3 separate regions of the Homo sapiens genome follow, and regions 1 and 3 are each linked to region 2. Evidence: read pairs that join two places in POLR2A ChIA-PET (ENCODE). Cell type or tissue: GM12878. All regions are shown on one strand. Each heading gives the region's core, and the rest is flanking DNA. Links, peaks and the distances in the headings are about the cores only. Region 1 overlaps TCF7 (transcription factor 7). Region 2 overlaps PPP2CA (protein phosphatase 2 catalytic subunit alpha). Region 3 overlaps FSTL4 (follistatin like 4).

Region 1 (6,714 bases), core at 906-5,905, 71 kb before region 2:
AAAGCAAGGTGACAACAACACAGAACCATCTGGTTGCCAGGTAGCCTTATGACTTGCTATCTTGTACCTACTGATACCAAAGGGCTGGAGAGGCTGGGGGAGAGGACCCAGGGGGTACCCTGGGCTGTCTGAGGGAAAGGGCTCATGTGTTTCACCATACAACAGAGAAATACTTGTGGGTGTGACAAGGTTTACCCAACAAGTGGTTAAAGTTTCCTCAGTCAGTTTCAGGCCAGGCCTGGCAGGGCTAAGATAGAGGGTACTCCAGGCAGTAAGGCCACTGGCTCTAAGGAACACTTGTCCAGCCTCTCAGTGTACCCACCACACTCCCTGTCCAAGGGCAAGGAGGAGTTTGGGGTGTGTCTGTGTATCCACATACATATGCACGGTGGGAAACAACCCTGTCTTCAGGGGAAGTTCTATTCCATTCATTCCATCAGAGACAAACTGGCCCAGAGAACTCAAGGATGGTAATGGACAAGAGTCACTGTCCATGTCTTCTTCCTCTAGCCCAGCTTGAGGACTGGGATGGCTGGGCAAGGAAGCCATAGGCATTGCGGCCCCTTGCCTTGGTGCAGATGTGAGTCCCACAAACACATCTGGAGAAGCTCAAAGGCCGGGACTGGGAGATGACTCCCTTGGAAGACAGGAGAGATGACTCCCTTGGAAGACAGATGACAGCCCATAGGCCTAGTGACAAAAGGCCCCTTTGCCACCTTGTGGCTGTTCTGGGAACTGCACCTGTCCTAGGTCTGGGCCAGACCAAGCAGAATGGCAGTCTGAGGACACTGACTTACCACCCAAGTCCCAGGAAGAGAGGACAAGGAATCAGCCAGGCCTGTGCAAAGGCAGCATTTTTTGGTTGTGGTGTATGACTATGAATTCACCCTCTGTTTACAGATAACTCTCTTCACTATTCCTAGGAGGAAAAAGAAATGCATTCGGTACTTACCCGGAGAAGGCCGCTGCCCCAGCCCCGTTCCTTCCGATGACAGTGCTCTAGGCTGCCCCGGGTCCCCAGCTCCCCAGGACTCACCCTCATACCATCTGCTGCCCCGCTTCCCCACAGAACTGCTTACTAGCCCTGCGGAGCCGGCACCTACATCCCCAGGTCTCTCCACTGCTCTCAGCCTCCCAACCCCAGGGCCCCCACAGGCCCCCCGCAGCACCCTGCAGAGCACACAGGTACAGCAACAGGAATCTCAGAGACAGGTGGCCTAGCAGGCACAGGACACCTGGCCGCCTCCAGGAGCCTACCCCCTGAAAGTGACAGAGACCCAGATCTCATGGAAACTGGCCAGGGGTCCTGTTAACGTCATCTCAGGGTCCAGACCCTGAAGATTTCAGAGGCTGCAGGACTTCTGCCTGAACCTGGGGTCATCGATTCAAACTGCTCCAAGTGGTGGGAATCAGATCTGTCTTGATGTGTCATCTAATTAAGGGAATCCCTTGTACCTATGGCTGCCTGCATCTATTCTTTGTACCATCTGTCTTGCCAGCCAGAAGCCTCTGCCTCCCTAGCTTTTCTGCTATAGGTCAGAGATGGGCTGAACTGAGCCTAGCTACCTTCTCTACCCATCTCCCCCATCCCCCACTGCCACACCCTCCCCATTCAGACACTTCATGGACCAAGAATGAGCTGGTTTGTCAAACAACATGTGAGCATGGTCACAAGCACAAAGCTCAAGATGACAGCTCTTCTAAGGAAATGGAGAAGCTCTGTTTATAAAAACAAAAACAAAACCAGCTGCTACTCATAAGTTGGACCAGAGGAAGCCCCTTACTATGATCTCAGGAGCTTGCAAGAAGCAGGAAGGGGAATGGAATAGGTTAAGTTTAGGCCTATCAACCTAAGCAACAGAAATAATCTGACACTACCTTATCAGGCAAATTGGGGAGGGGAGGGTGTATCTAGCTCTAGTTCAAATTATTTGGAAGTGTTCCCTGAGAAACCCACCAGCCTAAGAAGCTCTGGCCCCAGGCTTGTCACTAGCAGCTGCAGTCAACAGTTCAAAGAAGTCATGGCCCAAATCCAGTGTGCACCCCTCCCCATTCACAGAGCCTTTTTCACAATTCCATTTCCAGTTCATCTATGGCAGTCCAGCCAGCTCCTGGGCAGCTTGAGAGGGCAAACCCAAAACCTCATGACAGCCAGAGCCTGTCTTTCAGCATTCAGTCCGCCTGGCCGGCTCCAGTTTCCCCATGGGGCTGCGGGACAGAGGACCATTACAACTAGATCAAGGAGCCCAGAAAACCTCCAGTAGTGGACAACAGGTTTTCACCATAGCCTACGTTAACCCATTTTTGAGCCAAGCTTCAACCCTCAGCCTTGAAAAACAAGTCTTTAATTTAATTTTTGTTTTTTGCCTAAATCCAAAGAAAAAGGGCTGCCGGGCCAGGCGCGGTGGCTCACGCCTGTAATCCCAGCACTTTGGCAGGCCGAGGCAGGTGGATCACCTGACGTCAGTAGTTTGAGACCAGCCTGGCCAACATGGTGAAACCCTGTATCTACTAAAAATACAAAAATTAGCCGGACGTGGTGGTGCGCGCATGTAATCCCAGCTACTCGGGAGGCTGAGGCGGAAGAATCACTTGAACCCGGGAGGCGGAGGTTCCAGTGAGCCGAGATGGCGCTATTGCACTCCAGTCTGGGTAACAGGGAGACTGCATCTCAAAAAAAAAAAAAAAAAAAAAAAAGGGCTGTCCATGTATTCACACACCCCTCAAAAAAAGCCTTTAGTTCCTACTTTAGCCACTGGTTTCTCAGAATCCAAAGATCACATATTCTAGTGTAACACTGCAAGAAGTCTTGAGAAAAAGATTATTGTAGTGTTCAAAATATTTTTGTATTGTTAATGCATCATCATAGAAAAACTTTTAAACATGAGAATAAAGATACTTTTTACTGGGTTTGTTTTTCAAAGCCTGACCCTGAGGAATAAGCTGTTTCAGTAACAGAGCATGATATTCTTTCCTTTCCTTCTCCACAGTCAGGAAACTTGGAGTTTGTTTCCTATGGTACATATGTTCCCAAACCTCCAGCCTGTAGAAACCAGGGATTACACTTGTCATCTCCCCTAAAGGGGTGTGGGCCCTGCCTGCCTCACCTGAGAGCTATGCCTATACTCCCATTCCAAGCTTTGCTCTTAACCCCACAATGATGCAGGCCAGCCTGCTCCCCAGTGCTCATATAAGAATAAATGAGTTGCCAACTGCCGTCCATAAAGGCTGACAAGACAATTCAACCTGAAATAGGTACACATGACCACTAGGCTCCATTTTCCTCTGAGGGCAGAGAGAAAAGAAAACATTCCACAAGTGCATATCCTATTTCAAGGAAAACAAGAGCAAACGAGTCTTTTATAACCTATTAGCACCACAAAATCCTAAAGGAGGATTTTTTAATAGCACCCCTTCCTCCCAAAGACTGCATCTTTTTTTTTAATTATTATTATTATACTTTACGTTTTAGGGTACATGTGCACAATGCGCAGGTTAGTTACATATGTATACATGTGCCGTGCTGGTGCGCTGCACCCAAAGACTGCATCTGTTAAGACGCAAAGTATTTTTCATATTTTCACACAAGCCTTCAAGTTTGATAAATCTATTACCCACTTTTTAAAAAGTTACATACGCTGTTGGTGGACACGACAGCCACCATATCCACTTTATTTTTAGATTATTTGTATACATTTAGGGGGTACAAATGCAGCTGTGTTACATGAATATATTGTGTAGCGGTGAGGTCCGGGCTATTTTTAGATTATTTGTATACATTTAGGGGGTACAAGTGCAGCTGTGTTACATGAACATACTGGGTAGCGGTGAGGTCCGGGCTTTTAGTGTGCCTCTCACCCAAACAGTGTACTGTGCACGTAAGTAGTGTACATTGTACTCAACAGGTAGGATTTCATACCTCATCCCCCTTTCATCTCCCACCTTTTGAAGTCTCCAATGTCTATTATTCCATTCCGTATCCATATACCATGTGTACTCACTGTTTAGCTCCCTACAACCCACTTTTTACATGAGTTTCCACCAAGTACACTGCTGTCTTCCTGAGACCTATCATGAATGTAAAAGGTGTCATGAAGGCACCTCAATAGGTCAGTCAACAAGTAGATGATACATGTCAGGCAAGAAGTATTTCACATGGGACAGCCACTGGGCCACCATCATGCATTGTCATTGTCACTCCACTGAGTTCTATTTTTTGGATTTTGTGTTTAAAGTATAAAGTCATTTTCCAGAACAGCGTCTATTTAAAGTAGGCCACTGGAAGTTGTAACCCCAGACTTGCTTTTGCTTCTGAGAGAGTGCTAGAGGACACTAGCCATTCTCTGGACATCTGTCCCATTTTAAAGAATTCTGTTCTGGCTACTGGCCTAGTTGTTTAAAAAACCTACATTCTAACCAGGGCTTATGCAAGACCAGGTTGCTGCATCTGATTTGGTGTCTCACTTAGAGTACACAGGGTACCTGAACAATGCAGTCTTTGTGTATTGGCGGGGAAGTCTTTGGCAACTCTGTTTAAATCAGATCAGCTTTTTTTTTTTTTAATCTGACTTCATAAAGGAAACTCAGATCCTCCCAAATCACCCTGGTGCATTCCTGCGAGGCCAGAGGGTGACTTGAGATTGCAACCTCAAGTTCAACTGCTAATACCACACCAGTCCCCCTTCACTGCCAGCTGAGAACCAACCCTGTTTCCTGAGACATCATAAGACAAGATACCTTAGCCTCCCTTGAACATTTCCAGACAACTAGCAGACTGGCAACTTGGGTGAAAGACGTTCATCCCTCCCCTGGTACAGCTGCTCCCCATTTTGTTCTCTGTGGATATGGTGAGGGTTCAGCCCAGCAAGCAGACAAAGCCTATGTCTCCCAACGTGAAGGTGTCTACTTTAACAGAACCCCATGGATGGACTCTCTTCTGACATGTAATTATCTTTTGAATGGCTCCTGTGGTCTCCCATTCCTTCTGGCTGTGGACCCCTAACAGCTAGCTCAGAAGCACTGCACCCTAGCTTTGTTCAGTATACATAAGCCTGGCCAGGAAGGCCACAAGTAAAGGGAAGCGGAAGGGTTCTTTATATCCTGTTCCAGAGAGGAAGAAAGGGAATCAGTTCCTGCATCCGTTTCTCAGAAAACAGCACAGAACAGAAGGGGTAAGGGTAACAAGGCCATGTTAAACTACCTCTTAGGCCTATATGTCAAAGTAGAATTTAAGACCCAAATCTAGTTAATTGTATAAAAAGGCTAAGTTGGCTTTTCTTTGAGGTTCTTTGAGAGTCCTTAACTGCGACTCTCAGATCTCTTCAGAGCATTTTTTAAGCTCTTCAGGGCTTTAAGAGTTCACCAAGGGTTTCTGAAACAGCTGCCCACCCAAGCAGACCCTGGTTGTGTCAACTCCCCCAATCCCAACTTATTGTGATAACCTTGTTCCAAATCTCAAATCACCCTATGGGCATCTTTCAAATTCTGACTCCTGAGCTCTTCTCTAATAGTTTGGAGCTACTAACAAACCATTACTGGCAGTGAGCATCTGAAAATACTCAAAACGGCACCGAGTTTGAAAACAGGAAACATAGATGGTGGGGATGTTCACATACACAGTCCCTTAGAATAAAAGCCTAGCTCAGGTCAGGAAGGATTTTCAAGCTCTTAAAGATAGCATGGGATTAGGCATGTTAACTGGAAAGGGAAAACTTATGTCCTGGGGGTGGGAACTATACTATCACAAGCAGTCCTCACAAGTTAGGTCACTATTGGTAAGGGATGTTTCACTTCTGAAGACAAGATAGCAGCTGTGAATTATGCGGGAGATAGTCCAGGCCAATACTTCTTTCATATTCACCAGGGGCTCTGGACCAAGTCTTCCTTTTTCATTCAAGTGTTCTCATTCTTTTATCTGAAGCCTAGTTCTTTCAGGCATGTGCAATGTCAGGAAGCGGGGTGGGGCTTGGGGAGGGAAGAGGAAAAGCCAGGTTCCACTCACCAAAAATAAATAAATAAATAAATAAAAATTTTTACAAAGCCACTCTGGAAACCCTGCTTGAGTACTTGAGGATAGAGTACAGCTTCTCTATTTTCCCACCCCTTTCCGTAAGCTTCCTGGAACAGAAAAATCTGCAAAGCAACTGAAGAAGGCAGTTAGAGGTTGTGAAATGGTACATTCAGGAAAGAAAGGACAAATAAGAATTTTCACCAGATAGGTGGGAGGTATTCAAAGTGAGAGCACTTTAAGGAAATAAGCTGATCCTCAGTGTGCAATAAGAGGCTGCTATATAGCAGGTTGAAAATTTGAAGTTAAGAGATATCAGAAGGTCTGAATATACTTAAATACTTCCAGAAAATTTAAAGTTGACAGATATCAGAAGGTCGCAAGAACTACAGATGTGGAAGCAGACACTGTTATGAGCAACTACATTCCTCCCATAGAATGCTGCTCAATACTGGCACACAGACCAGAGGTAGCCAGCAGTACACAAGACTGCAAGGCAACAAGTACATTATCAATGAATTAGCCATCTATCACTCAAACTATGTCCCGCATTGGAAGTGTGTCAAGCAAGAGCACCTTCGACAACACTTTTCGGCCACCACTAATGATCATCTCCACTGATGCCTCAGCAGAAAGGATAACATTCAGCCAATCCTGCTTAGGTGTCCAAATGGCTCAATCTTGGGCCAAAGGACATGCTCTGAAAT
Region 2 (6,714 bases), core at 951-5,950:
GGTGGTCTCACTACATTGCCCAAGCTGGTCTCAAACTCCTAGTCTCGAGTGAGCTTCCAGCCTCCGCCTCCCAAAGCACCAGGATTGTAGGTATGAGCCACCATGCCTAGACAGAAATCAAGTTTCTGTATCATCAATTCTGCCCTTGATGAAAAACGTCAATGCAGGCCTAACCTGTCTTCTCTGTAGCATCAAACTCAAAATCAGACACAAATAACCTCTTTACAATCTTAGTACTAATAATAGTACTATTTGACAAAGGAATCTCCATTTTTGAAAGTAATTTTACTACTAAAAGTCTGATTATTGGCCGGGCGAAGTGGCTCACGCCTGTAATCCCAGCACTTTGGGAGGCCAAGGCAGGCAGATCACCTGAGATCGGGAGTTTGAGGACCAGCCTGACCAACACAGAGAAACCTCATCTCTAATAATACAAAAATTAGCTGGGTGTGGTGGCGCATGCCTGTAATCCCAGCTACCCGGGAGGCTGGGGCAGGAGAATTGCTTGAATCTGGAAGGTGGAGGTGGCGGTGAGCCAAGACCGTGCCACTGCACTCCAGCCTGGGCAACAAGAGCGAAACTCCCTTCTCAAAAAAAGAAAAAAAAAAGAAGTCTGATTATTAATTCTAATGTTCATTGTAACTCTAGTTCAAGTAAATTTAACATTTCACATCCTTACCATATAGTTGGACAGTTCTACCAATATAAAGACATAGAAGAAACACTGGAAAAAATGCAATTAATTTTTGAATTTTATTTTTCAGTTTAAGAACTGAAATCATTTGAAAATTCTTAATAAGTAAAATTACTAAATTCACAGGCAAAAAAAATTTTTTCAATATCCCAAGAGAATTTCATTTTGTCTCATACTGTTTTTATGTCAAGATGTACGGTTGGTTTGATATGTCATTTTGATAATTGTGCAAAAAAATCCAAGGTTTGTGATAAGTTAGTGTACAGGGCTAGAGTTTGAGGCGTGGGGTGATACATGATGTAGAACATATTACTAGCCCTGGAAGCAAATGAGTTTTGAGTTAATTTCCTTCAACTATCAAACCATTCTTCATACTAATCATGTGTTGCTTAATCGCAGGGATACATCAAATTATTTAGTTGTTGTGTGAACATCACAGAGTGGTCTTACACAAATCTAGATAGTATAGACTACTACAAACCTAAGCTATTGGATAGCCTATTGCTCCTAGGCTACAAACTTGTACAGCATTTACTGTACTGAATGCTGTAGGCAACTGTTAACATAATGTTAAGTATTTGTATAACTAAACATAAACAATATAAAGTGTTACACTATGACATTACAAGGTCACCAGGTGATAGGAATTTTTCAGCTCCATTATAATTTCATAAGACCACCATCACATGCAGTCCACCACTGACCAAAATGTCATTATGTGGTGCATGACTACTTGTCTTTCATTAACTACACTGAACAGATACCACTAATATTTCACGAAACATTTCAATCTTCTTTGATTAAAATCAGTATGGTTATATTTTAAAAGTTTAACCCTCCAGGTAATATTCTAGTAACTAGTATTTTCTGTTTGGCTCTAAGGCTTAGGACCTAAATAAAAGAAAAATGTTGGGAATGAGGGATAATTCTAAAAGTGTAATAAAAGAAAATATAAAATTTGTGAGTTTTCCCATCTGTTTCTGCAATATCACCTTTGCCTCTGACCAAAAGGAAAGATCCTTAAAGCCCTATGTCTCATATGCACAATAGACTAAACTCAACCTTTACCAACTAACCTACATATGTGAATGAATTAAACACTCCCAATCATTCCTGCATAGAAAAAGAAGTTTTAATCTACTACACAACTGAGAAATGCTGCTATATATCTACTTATTAAAAAATTGTCACAATAATACATCATGAACAAGATTCAACCACTCTGGGTCTCAGTTTCCTCCCTCATCTGTGTAAGATGAATTAGTCTAGATGGTTGTTTCTTTCTTTTTTTTTTTTTTCTTTTAAGATGGAGTCTTGCTGTCGCTTAGGCTGGAGTGCAGGGGCACGATCTCGGCTCACTGCAACCTCTGCCTGCTGGGTTCAAGCAATTCTCCTGCCTCAGCCTCCCGAGCAGCTGGGACTACAGGCGCCCACCACCATGCCTGGCTAAATTTTTTGTATTTTTAGTAGAGACGGGGTTTCACCGTGCTAGCCAGGATGGGCTCCATCTCCTGACCTCGTGATCCACCCACCTCAGCCTCCCAAAGTGCTGGGATTCCAGGCGTGAGCCACTGTGCCCCGCCAGCCTAGATGGTCTTTAAGGTTGATTCCATTACTAGAATTCTACCCCATCCTAAAGCATGTCTTAAGCCTATTTTATTAAGTAAAGCCAGCCAAAAGAAATAGATAGTGGGCATTATTGCTCATTTACAGATTAGTGGCAGAAAAATAAGTTACTTGATCACCACCGGCACAAGCATTCTAAAACATTCCCTATCTAGAATTAACTATAAAGTCAATCTCCTGACTAATCCAAAACTGTGCTATTAATTAGAGCAAAACCAAACTAAGAAATCCTTATACACGAGAATAAGGTAGTGCTTTTTAGACAAAGCTCAATAGTGACAATAATGCATACAATGAAGGTTTATTAAATACTGGTTCCAAAATCAAATGTACACTGTCACACGATAGCATCAATGACACTCCATAACCTCTGTGAACTACATTTTGCAGGCCTTTGGCCAGGTAAACACATGCTACTGCTTGTCTCCCATTCTACTCCTCGTCCCCATCTAGGACAAAGGTTTGCAACCTTCCAGCCTCAACACCAGCAGGGTAAAAATCCCCATCTGTAGTAGCAACTAAATGACTAAACTAAGGCAGAAGTGGCAACACAGGGTGCAAGAGGGACTGGCCAACTGGTCACATTTAGTTTAAAAAATACCCAGATTCAGATATACACGCATCTGTGTCACTGCCTTGTTCATCCATTCTAAACCACAATCCACAACAGACCAATAAACAGGCAATAATACTGCAATGTGAAGAAGTTAAGCAGTTAGCTGGGCACAGTGGCTCACACCTGTAATCCCAGCACTTTGGGAGGCTGAGGCGGGCGGATCACTTGAGGTCAGCAGTTCAAGACCAGCCTGGCCAACATGATGAAACCCTGTCTCTACTAAAAATAAAAAAATTAGCTAGGCATGGTGGCACATGCCTGTAATCCCAGCTACTCAGGAGGCTGAGGCAGGAGAAACACTTGAACGTGGGAGACAAAGGTTGCAGTGAGCCGAGATCATGCAACTGTACTCTGGCCTGGGCAACAGAGCGAGGCTCCGTATCAAAAAAAAAAAAAAAAAAAAAGCAGTTAATCTCAGGTTGTTCTTTACCATTCTTTCAAACCCCACCTCTCAGCCATTTACTGACAATAGACACCTCTCCCTTCTTCAGCCTGGTCTACCACTTCTGCCCCAGAAGCCAAAAGAAAATCTATTTAAAACAAAAACAGGTCTGGTGCCAGTGGCTCATGCCTGTAATCCTAGCACTTTGGGAGGCTGAGATGGGTGGATCACTTGACGTAAGGAGTTCAAGACCAGCCTGGCCAACATGGTGAAACCCTGTCTCTACTAAAAATACAAAAATTAGCTGGGTGTGGTGGCACACACCTATAATCCCAACTATTTGGGAGGCTGAGGCAGGAGAACTGCTTGAACTTGGGAGGCAGAGGGTGCAGTGAGCCGAGATCACACCACTGCACTCCAGCCTGGGCGACTGTGAGACTCTATCTCAAAAAAAAAAAAAAAAAAAAAAGCCCACAAAAACAAAAATCTTCCTCCTTCATGGTTCTCATCCAATTCAGATCTGCCTGTGTATGAGTGGAGGTTGACAGCTTTCTCAGGCAAGGATGATAATGAAGTAAGAGAAATGGGTCAAAGCAGAAAGAATAAATAGTGTCTCCCTGTTACATATAGCTTTGCCTCTCTCCTCAGTACCCTGATAAAAGACCCCACCAAACCCAGTCTCTTAGTTTTCCTAACTTACCCCTTCCAAACTAAGCAAAGGCTATCTCACAGGTAACTCTGACAAACCTGACTTACCATGAGATAGGGAACATATTTGCTGCCATAAAACAGGGCCACACCAGACTGGTAATACAAATGTTATCCCACATACTCCTGAAGGGTCCTTCATTCTTTCTACAGTACATGAGCTTCAACTTAGCCTTACAGCCAATTTTCTGAAAACATACAATTCTGGTCCCAGTGGAGAACGTAGGGAGGGTTGGGGAACCTGTGTTTCTGAATAGTGGGAATGTTCACCTTTTCTGTTTCCTCATGAAGTCAACTCCAAACTAACTGCATTACAGCTTCCTGCCTAGGAGACCATGAAACAAATACACACATGCATGACATTTGACTGTGGAAGCCAAGAGGATGAAAAGAGGCTTTTTTGGGGCCGGGGGGAATGGGGTCTCCCTCTGTCGCCCAGGCTGGAGTGCAGTGGCACAATCTTGGTTCACTGCAACCTCCGCCTCCCAGGTTCAAGCAATTCTCCTGTCTCAGCCTCCCCAGTAGCTGAGACTACAGGTGTGTGCCACCACGCCCGGCTAATTTTTTGTATTTTTAAGTAGAGACGGGGCTTCACCGTGTTAGCCAGGATTGGTCTTGGTCTCCTGACCTCGTGATCCGCCTGCCGTGGCCTTCCAAAGTGCTAGGATTACAGGCGTGTGAGCCACCTTGCCCTGCTGAAAAGAGGCATTTTATAAGTTGCAATAAACAATATAAAAAGTCAGTTATACTTTATTAGAATACTTTAGAGCTCAGTCTCTGGATCATGATTTATACTAAGAATACAAGGGAAATTATCTAGGGTTTTCATCTCACCAATCTCATTTGAGGGGCAAATGTTGTCAGCTACATCCAAAACTGAATAATAATTACTCTTTCCAAGACAAAGAGGAACAACAGTATGTAACATGAATAGGAAGCTTTCAAGCAATGAAAATAAAAATAATGTCTTGGCCAGGCGCGCTGGCTCAAGCCTGTAATCCCAGCACTTTGGGAGGCTGAGGTGGGTGGATCACTGAAGGTCAGGAGTTCGAGACTAGCCTGGCCAACATGGTGAAATCCCATCTCTACTAAAAATACAAAACAGCTGGGCATGGTGGTGGGTACCTGTAATCCCAGCTACTAGGGAGACTGATGCAGGAGAACTGCTTGAACCTGGGAGGTGGAGGTTGCAGTGAGCCGAGATTGCGCCACTGCACTCCAGACTGGGCAAAAGAGTAAGACCTTATCTCAAAAAAAAAAAAAAAAAAAAGTTTTATTTTATGAAAGTGTTGACTTCCCAATTTAGCTTGGCCCCAATTTACCTACATCTTTCACTACTAACACTACCTCTGAAAACAGAAGGGGATCTGTGAAGCAATACCAGAACATTAGGCTTAGAATCCACAAGCCTTGGCAATCTCACTTTTAGCCCCTTTAGTCAAGTCACTTTACCTTTCTGAGTCTTTGAGTTGCATCTGTAACTGAGAACAATATCTTATAAAAGTATGATAAAAATAATGTTCTGTAACATGCTTCCCCCACCTGCTTGTCCTCAATATTCAAATCACTTCTAGAGAAATGAGCCAAACACCCTTTAAAATGAAACGTACACACATACTCACAGCAACATATTACCCAATTCATATAAGAATGTCATCTTGGTCAAATATTTTTCAGCTCATCTAATTAGAAGGAAGCAGTTTGTTTTTTCCATACTCACGTAACAAATGTTAAAACTAACATTTTAATGACTAATGACTGCACTTTATTTATAGTGCTTGCAAAGCAATGGAAAACAGCATACCTAGGTAAAGAACTTCTTTGAAAAAAAAAAATCTGGCTATCAAACAACGTTCTCCACATGTTTGGTAAGCACAAAGCCAAGAAATCATACCCAAGCTAAAACAAAGCTGAAGTCACATAATAAAAGATTGTTTACTGTAGTCAATGCAAAAGCAAGTTGATACTATTTACTCCTTTCAATCTGTAGATTGAAACATACCCGGCCAGTTATACTGATGTAATGCTGATTATAGAACTGAGCCTGAGGCAAAGCTGCACACCAAATTATTAAACTATCAACAAATTATGATTCTCAAGATGACAAAGTATACTATACACTAACAACCTTGGCTTTTGTATAAGTCTTAATCACATCTTAAAATTCTTTTTAGCTAGTCAGTAACATAAAAACCATGTTCACTCTTGTCTTTTATAAATGCATACTTAGATTCTCTCAGTTCTGAACATGTAACACTGTTAATTGTTGATGGGTTAACAAAATAATGGCCTCAGGATTTTTTAGTAACAATGACCTCTTATGGTATACATCTATTTTTACTATTTAAATATTTCCCCTTCAAATCAGGCATTTAGGTGGGTAGAAGGAAGGCTTTTACATTATCATTCCTTCTTATGATTGAAGAAATTATCAACTATTAACAAGTATCTTTTTTCTCAAAAAATACTATTATTATACACTAATGAAAAAAATTAGCCCTCAAATTTTCAAAATTACTCTTTAGAAGGCAATCACACCAAAAAGCACATATGTAGCTTTCACCCAGAGATGCCATTGGCACACAAATATTAACAGTGAAAGACAGCTTTTGTTTTACTAGAAAGACTTGTACAAAAAACATCAGTTCATGGATTCTACATACCCAAAAAACTGTCTTCAAATTAATT
Region 3 (6,714 bases), core at 949-5,948, 980 kb before region 2:
GGAGCCTCCTCGGCCTTGGTTCCCACTCTGGCCATGCTTGAGGAGCCCTTCAGCCTGCCGCTGCACTGTGGGAGCCCCTTTCTGGGCTGGCCAAGGCGGGAACTGGCTCCCTCAGCTTGCCGGGAGGTGTGGAGAGGCGCGGGCGGGAACCGGGGCTGTGCGAGGGGCTTGTGGGCCAGCGTGAGTTTCGGGTGGGCATGGGCTCGGCGGGCCCCGCACTCGGAGTGGCTGCCAGCCGGCAAGCCCCGGGCAGTGAGGGGCTTAGCACCTGGGCCAGCAGCTGCTGCGCTGGATTTCTTGCCGGGCCTTAGCTGCCTCCCTGCGGGGCAAGGCTCAGGATCTGCAGCCCGCCATGCCTGAGCCTCCCCCACCCCCACCCCCCTCCCTGCCAACGTGGGCTCCTGCGCAGCCTGAGCCTCCCAGAAGAGCACTGCTCCCTGCTCCAGGGCGCCCAGTCCCATCAACCACCCAAGGGCTGAGGAGTGCGGGCGCACGGCACGGGACTGGCAGGCAGCTCCACCTGCAGACCTGGTGCAGGATCCACTGGGTGAAGCCAGCTGGGCTCCTGAGTCTGGTGGGGACTTGGAGAACCTTTATGTCTAGCTAAGGGATTGTAAATACACCAATCAGCACTCTGTCTCTAGCTCAAGGTTTGTCAACACACGAATCAGCACCCTGTGTCTAGCTCATGGTTTGTGAATGCACCATTCGGCACTCTGTATCTAGTTATTCTGGTGGGGACTTGGAGAACCTTTATGTCTAGCTAAGGGATTGTAAATACACCAATCAGCACTCTGTATCTAGCTCAAGGTTTGTAAACCCACCAATCAGCACCCTGTGTCTAGCTCAGGGTTTGTGAATGCACCAATCGGCACTCTGTATCTAGATACTCTGGTGGGGACTTGGAGAAACTTTGTGTGGACACTCTGTATCTAGCTAATCTAGTGGGGACCGTGGAGAACTTTTGTGTCTAGCTCAGGGATTATAAACGCACCAATCAGCACCCTGTCAAAACGGACCAATCAGCTCTCTGTAAAACAGACCAATCGGCTCTCTGTAAAATGGACCAATCAGCAGGATGTGGGTGGGGCCAGATAAGAGAATAAAAGCAGACCTCCGGAGTCAGAAGTGGCAACACGCTGGGATTCCTTTCCACGCAGTGGAAGCTTTGTTCTTTTGCTCTTTGCAATAAATGCTGCTGCTCACTCTTTAGGTTTACACTGACTTTATCAGCTGCAACACTCACCCTGAAGGTCTGCAGCTGCACTTCTGAAGCCAGCGAGACCACGAACCCACCAGAAGGAAGAAACTCCAAACGCATCCGAGCATCAGAAGGAACAAACTCTGGACACGCTGCCTTTAAGAACTGTGACACTCACTGCGAGGGTCCGCGGCTTCATTCTTGAAGTCAGTGAGACCAAGAACCCACCAATTCCGGACATAATAGACGGACTTGCCATCCTGCAAAGACCTGAGGAACCATCCTTTTTCTCAGAGTCCTCTCAAGAAAAAGAAGTCTCTGCAACTTGGAGCAATCTCTAAGTAGCTGTCTGAGCCCCCTGGAAGAGGGCTGTTGTGGGCAGCTGCATTCAGTGTGAGCAACCTGGAGTGGGCCTGTCCTCCTGCTCGTTCCCAGGTTCAGGCCTGGAAGAGGGAGTTGGAGGCATGAGAGAAGCCACTGTGGGGAGAGCACCTGGTTCTTCCAAGGCTCGGGGCATGTGTGGTCCCTGGCTGACTTGGGTGTCCTCTGGTGTGTGCGGTCAGTCTTCTTCTGACTGTGGATGCCAAAGGGGAGGCCCTTATCTCTTAGCGCATGACTCATCTCTTCGCGCATGACTCATCTCTTTGTGCATGACTGTATTATTCTCAGCGTGTCATGTGGTTCCTGTGCATAACTGAGCTCAATGAATATTTGCTGATTTCAGGGAGTGTGTTAGCCTAGGATGCTACCTCCTGGGAAGCCCTGAGAGGAAGGATAGTTAAGAATTCATATTACCCAGGGAGGTCTGGCCTTGCCCTCTTTGGCTACAGGGAGGCAATCTCTAGGCTCTGGAATGTCATGCCTCATAGGGGTCTCTTTATTTGCCTGGGGTCTTTGGGCCAGGTGGTACCAGTTCTGTCTCTAGAGGGGCTGGGGACGAGAGGGCAGCCATGTGGGCAGTATTTGAATGAGCTCCAGCAAAAGCTTTGGACACCGAGGCCTGGGTGAGCTTCTCTGGGAAATTGACACTGTGACAGTGACATGTCTGTGACTCCACTGGGAGAGGAGAACAGAGATTCCACGTTTAGAGCCCTCCTGGGCTCTGCCCTTTGGGCTTCATCACTTGGCTGACTTTAATCTGTACTCTTTTTGCTGTATTAAACTTTAACTGTGAGTATAACACTTACAATGAGTTCTGTTTTTCCAGCAAATTGTTGAACCTGAGGGTGGTTTTGGGAACCACCTGACTTCCAGTTTATGTCAGAAGTGAGGGTGTCTTCTGTCGAAGAGCCAACTTCAGTTGGCTCAAAAACTCAAATAGGGAAGTTCTGACCTAGTGGTATGCGTGTTGAAATTGCGTATAGGGACAAACCTGATTATCTGGGTATACACAGAGGCCCAGGCACCTGCAACAGAAGGCTCATGCCAGAGACATTGCTCTGAGCCCTCCACTTGTCCACCCTTAGAGGCCAGCAGGCAAATACCTCTTGACATGCCAGGACTCCAGAGTGTTATGTAGTAGGGGTGGCAGCTAATGGGGCCCTCTGGTGAGGTGCAGGCCTGAGCCCTTGAATGGGGCTTTGGCTCCTTGGCTAATTAGCTTGGCATCCCCAGCTGGGGCGGGAAGGGACTCAGGTTCTAGACTGCACTGTAGCAGTCATCTGAAGTTCCAGACCACCTCACACCTGCTGCTTTCCTTTGGGAAACCTGCAACCCTCTTCCTGGGGATCCTTGGATCCTGAATCCCCAGGCTGAGAAGGCCTTACCAAGGGTTTCAGCTCCTGACTCTAACTTGGACCACACTCACAGCCATGACAGCTGATTCCTGTCGTTGAGACACTCCAGAGAGGATTTAAATAAATTTCCTTCTATGGCTCATTTCAGGGACCAAGACGACTTTCAGTTAGGAATTTCCTCCTGACACTGTGTTCAAAACTCTTACACATTGTTGGAGAGGGCGTAGACTGGTGCAGCCATTTTGGAGAGAGATTTGGCAAAACCCATCAAAACTGAAAATGCATCACTTCCGAGAACTTATCTTACACGTCAACTTACACACATGTGCAAAGAGGTGGGTATAAGGATGTTTACTGCAGTCTTGTTTGCTGTAGACAAAACCTGAAACAGCTGCATGGGGCTGGGGAGGGGGAGTCCAGGAAGAGCAGTGCTTGGGCATGGCTCATGGGCTGCAGGACCTCCTGGTGACTCCCTTGTCCTTGCTTAGTGCAGAGAGTGCCTTGGAGGGGTAGGCTCCAATCTGTAGTGGCCAAGAGAGGCACCAATCGGCCTCCTTCATTGACTGGGCCTCTGTAGGGAGGCAGTGAGGCTCAGGGAGGAAGAGACTCTGTGGGGAGTTCCTGGGTTCTGCAATCAGGGTATAGAAGCTGAATCAGAACCTTCCTGTGGGACCCTGTACCTTGGAGATGGGGCCGGAAGTGGTCACTGAGTACAAGTCAAGCCCTGAGGCCAGGGCTTCCCCTAAGGCTTTCCCCTAAGAGGGGAAAGAGGACCTCGAAAGAGGCACTGAGAAAGCAAAGGCCAGAGGAGACACTTGGCAGGGCAGAGTCACCCCACAGGTTCCACAGGCTGGAGTACCATAGGCCCCGGCCCCCATATCTTGGAGATCTCTGGACACTACTCCCAATGGTTTGAGCACATTCAAAACTCTAAAGAACTGGATGTTCAGATGTTTTTGACACAAGCTACAGAGAATTGGCCAAAGCCTTTAAGTGCTTCAAATGTAGTGTTTTCTAAGATTTTAAAACAAAATGTACCCAAGCATTTAATGAGATTATTTTAATGCAGAGCCTACAACCACTGTCTATCGTGGTGCAAACAGCTCTCCATGCTAATCAAACGCCTCTCATCTTTTTACAATGAATTCATGACTGGTTCATATAAAGACAATAAAAATTAAATGAGTCATGAGCTCCTAAATCATTTTCTTTTGGTCTTTTTAATAACTCCCTTCCAAAGAAGAGCTAGCTGAGAGCATACGCTTCATTAGAATTATTTGTTCCTGGTTTTATACCATTTAGGTATGGGGAGAAAAGTGAACATTTTAACACATCCTTCAAACACTGCCACAAATACTTTCTTCTAATGGGTTTTGTTTTTTGCTTTTATCACCGTACTCTGCCTGCCGACATTAGAAAGCCCCAAATAGCGAGATTCAGTGAAAAAAAAACCCAAAACAAAAAAGAGTGGCTCTTTCAAGTCATTTGAAATATACTGAGTTTGTTGTAGGCCTTTTTGTTTTTTCTGTTTTTTTAAAAAAGAATACAATAGAAAAATGTTTTCTCTCCCTGAGAATATCCTGGCTAAACAATTCCACGTGCTGGTCTCAGAGCATGTTGCTTCCTTCCTTGCTGGGGCCAGAGGCCAGCAGCCAGTAAGAATAGGAGCTCCACACACAGGGACCCATATCCAATTTGATACATTCCACTGGGGCCTGGGAACTACAGACAGCCCCACAGCAAAGATTTGGAATTGCTGGGGGCTAGATATTATGTCCCACAAGCAAGAAACCCAGAGAGCTCTGGGCCAGGGCATGTAGGTGGCTGTAGGCCCATGGGCAAGTTCTCCACTCATCTGAATGAGTTAACCCCACGTGCCTCATGGGGCAGGGGTATGGGATGAGCTGATGCTTATGACCTCACAACCGGCACGGAGCCTGCACCGTGTATGAATGGTAACAACACTGGCAACAACACTTGTGATGGTTCAACCCAACAGCCATTACCTGTGACTTTTGAGATGCCCTGTCCCTGTTTCTGCCCGTTCCTGTCTCCTGGCCCTCAGGATCATAAAGGACAGTGAGGAAGACAGTTATGAGATGAAGGGTGGGTGACATTGTTGAGGCAGGATGTGCCGACTAGGTTTGGGGACAGTCACTTCACCCTCCGAGTGGCCGCTGTGCAGGCTGGGTGGTCAGAGAAGCAGAGGGCTGAGGCCCAGAATGGGTTTGCATGTTCTGTTTCTGCAGAAAGTGAGGCAGCACCCCATCCTTCCCAACCCCAATACCTAGAATGGGGGCCAGAGTAGGGAGGGAATGTGTGGATCTGCTTCTGAGATGGGTCTCACCCCAGCCCCCAAAGCCTGGACCTGAGTCCCCAGGAGACAGGGGCTACAGGGGAATCTCACCAGGGAATGGCCCCTTGTGGGGGCCCCACAGCAGGGGCTGGGGGCAAAGTCTCCCCTTCTACCAGACACAAGCACAGGCACACTCCTGGGGGCCGCCTGGCCCAGGCCCAGGTCATGCCGAGCACAGGGTGCTGCTGGTGGCCACGCCTCTGCTTAGCTTCTGAGGTGGGGGCAGTGGGCTGTGCCTCCTCAAGGACTGAGGTGAGTGGGGACACAGGGCCAGGTCAGAAGCACATCCAGACACACAGCTGCTTCAGTAACGAAACCCACAGTCAGCCAGGAAGTAAACAAATTACAGGCTGCACTTTGTTAGCTCTGGGGAACATGAACGTGAGCAGACACTACTGATTTCTCATCAAACAAACAGAAGGCGGCGTCATAATCCAGAGACCCACTGCCAGGAGGGGCTGCAGCATGTGCCCTGGGCTGCTGATCTGCTGGGGTGCACCTGTCTTTGGGGGCCTTACACCATTCGTCCATAATTCTAGCCTCTGCTCAGTGGTGGATTTGTTTTCCCTCTTACAAGCTGGGCTGGGTAAGGCTAAAGCCTCCTGCAAGGCAGTGGCTCAGGTGTCCTTAGGAGACATACCAGGTCCAGGCCCAGGCTGAACTTCCTGACAACCTTAAGAAGGCAAAGGCCAGGTACGGTGGCTCACACCTGTAGTCCCAGCACTTTGGGAGGTCGAGGCAGGAGGATCACTTGAGCTCAGGAGTTTGAGGCCAGCCTGGGCAACATAGCAACACCCCTCTCTACAAAAAAATAAAAAAATTAGCCAGGCATGGTGGTGCATGCCTGTGGTCCCAGCTACTCTGGAGGCTGTGATGGGAGGATCGCTTGAGCTCTGGAGGTCGAGGCTGCAGTGAGCCAAGATCATGCCACTGTGCTCCAGTCTGGGTGACAGAGAGAGACCCTACTGCCTAAAAAAAAAAAAAAAAAAAAGGCAAAGTGAAGACATCATGAACTGAACCACTGCCCCATCAGGGGAGCCTTGGGTGGAAGCCAGGGAGACCCTGGGGCACTGCTGCACTCCAGATGTGCCATTGGGGAAGTTAGAGAGGAGGAAGACTCAGAAAACATCAACAAGGCTCCCCTCACTTCTGGACCCTCTGTTATGTGAACTCCCTCTTGGATGCATGTTTAATCTTAGGCTGGAAAAGGCGCTCCAGACTCTTGCAGCACACACATCTGACCCTGTCACTCCCCCATCAAACATCTGCGCTTCCCCACTGCCCACAGGGCAATTGCTAAGACTCTTAATGTTAATATTCAAGGACCTTTATGTTCTAGCCCCAGTCTGTCCCTATACACTTCTTTCTCACTCGCTTATTCCTGTCTCCTGAAGCCCCAGTCAGAAGGGCTCCTTTCTCTT

What was found. ChIA-PET counts read pairs that join two places held together with the same protein. Peaks named below come from ENCODE experiments on the same cell type or tissue, not always from the same donor. Only the 100,000 strongest peaks of a DNase experiment are listed, where the experiment ranks them.
Region 1: POLR2A ChIA-PET joins it to region 2 with 5 read pairs; 14 of 35 experiments call an interaction of 5 or more read pairs at or near these places.
Region 3: POLR2A ChIA-PET joins it to region 2 with 6 read pairs; 1 of 35 experiments calls an interaction of 5 or more read pairs at or near these places.

The regions. Positions count from the first base shown.
Region 1 is chr5:134,145,301-134,152,014 of GRCh38, forward strand. TCF7 (transcription factor 7) reads left to right here. Exons shown (of 10, transcript NM_003202.5): 10 at 924-2,910. The coding sequence ends at 1,003. It overlaps SKP1 (S-phase kinase associated protein 1), which reads right to left. Exons shown (of 6, transcript NM_170679.3): 6 at 3,635-6,714. Among named protein-coding and RNA genes, the nearest start is that of SKP1, 28 kb to the right of the region's middle. RefSeq lists enhancers at 436-515, 626-675. In GM12878, for the core only: no CTCF peak of the experiment used is centred there; no DNase peak of the experiment used is centred there.
Region 2 is chr5:134,216,692-134,223,405 of GRCh38, forward strand. All of the region lies in intron 1 of PPP2CA (protein phosphatase 2 catalytic subunit alpha), which reads right to left. Among named protein-coding and RNA genes, the nearest start is that of MIR3661, 5.7 kb to the right of the region's middle. RefSeq lists enhancers at 2,702-2,761, 2,812-2,871. In GM12878, for the core only: no CTCF peak of the experiment used is centred there; a DNase peak (open chromatin) is centred at 2,880; H3K4me3 peaks cover 2,493 bases; H3K27ac peaks cover 1,515 bases.
Region 3 is chr5:133,238,858-133,245,571 of GRCh38, forward strand. The region is part of intron 7 of FSTL4 (follistatin like 4); the gene reads right to left. Among named protein-coding and RNA genes, the nearest start is that of FSTL4-AS1, 14 kb to the right of the region's middle. RefSeq lists enhancers at 1,227-1,727, 1,658-1,937, 1,728-2,228, 4,950-5,471, 6,632-6,714. In GM12878, for the core only: a CTCF peak has its summit at 5,715; DNase peaks (open chromatin) are centred at 1,834, 3,641 and 5,594; H3K27ac peaks cover 2,373 bases.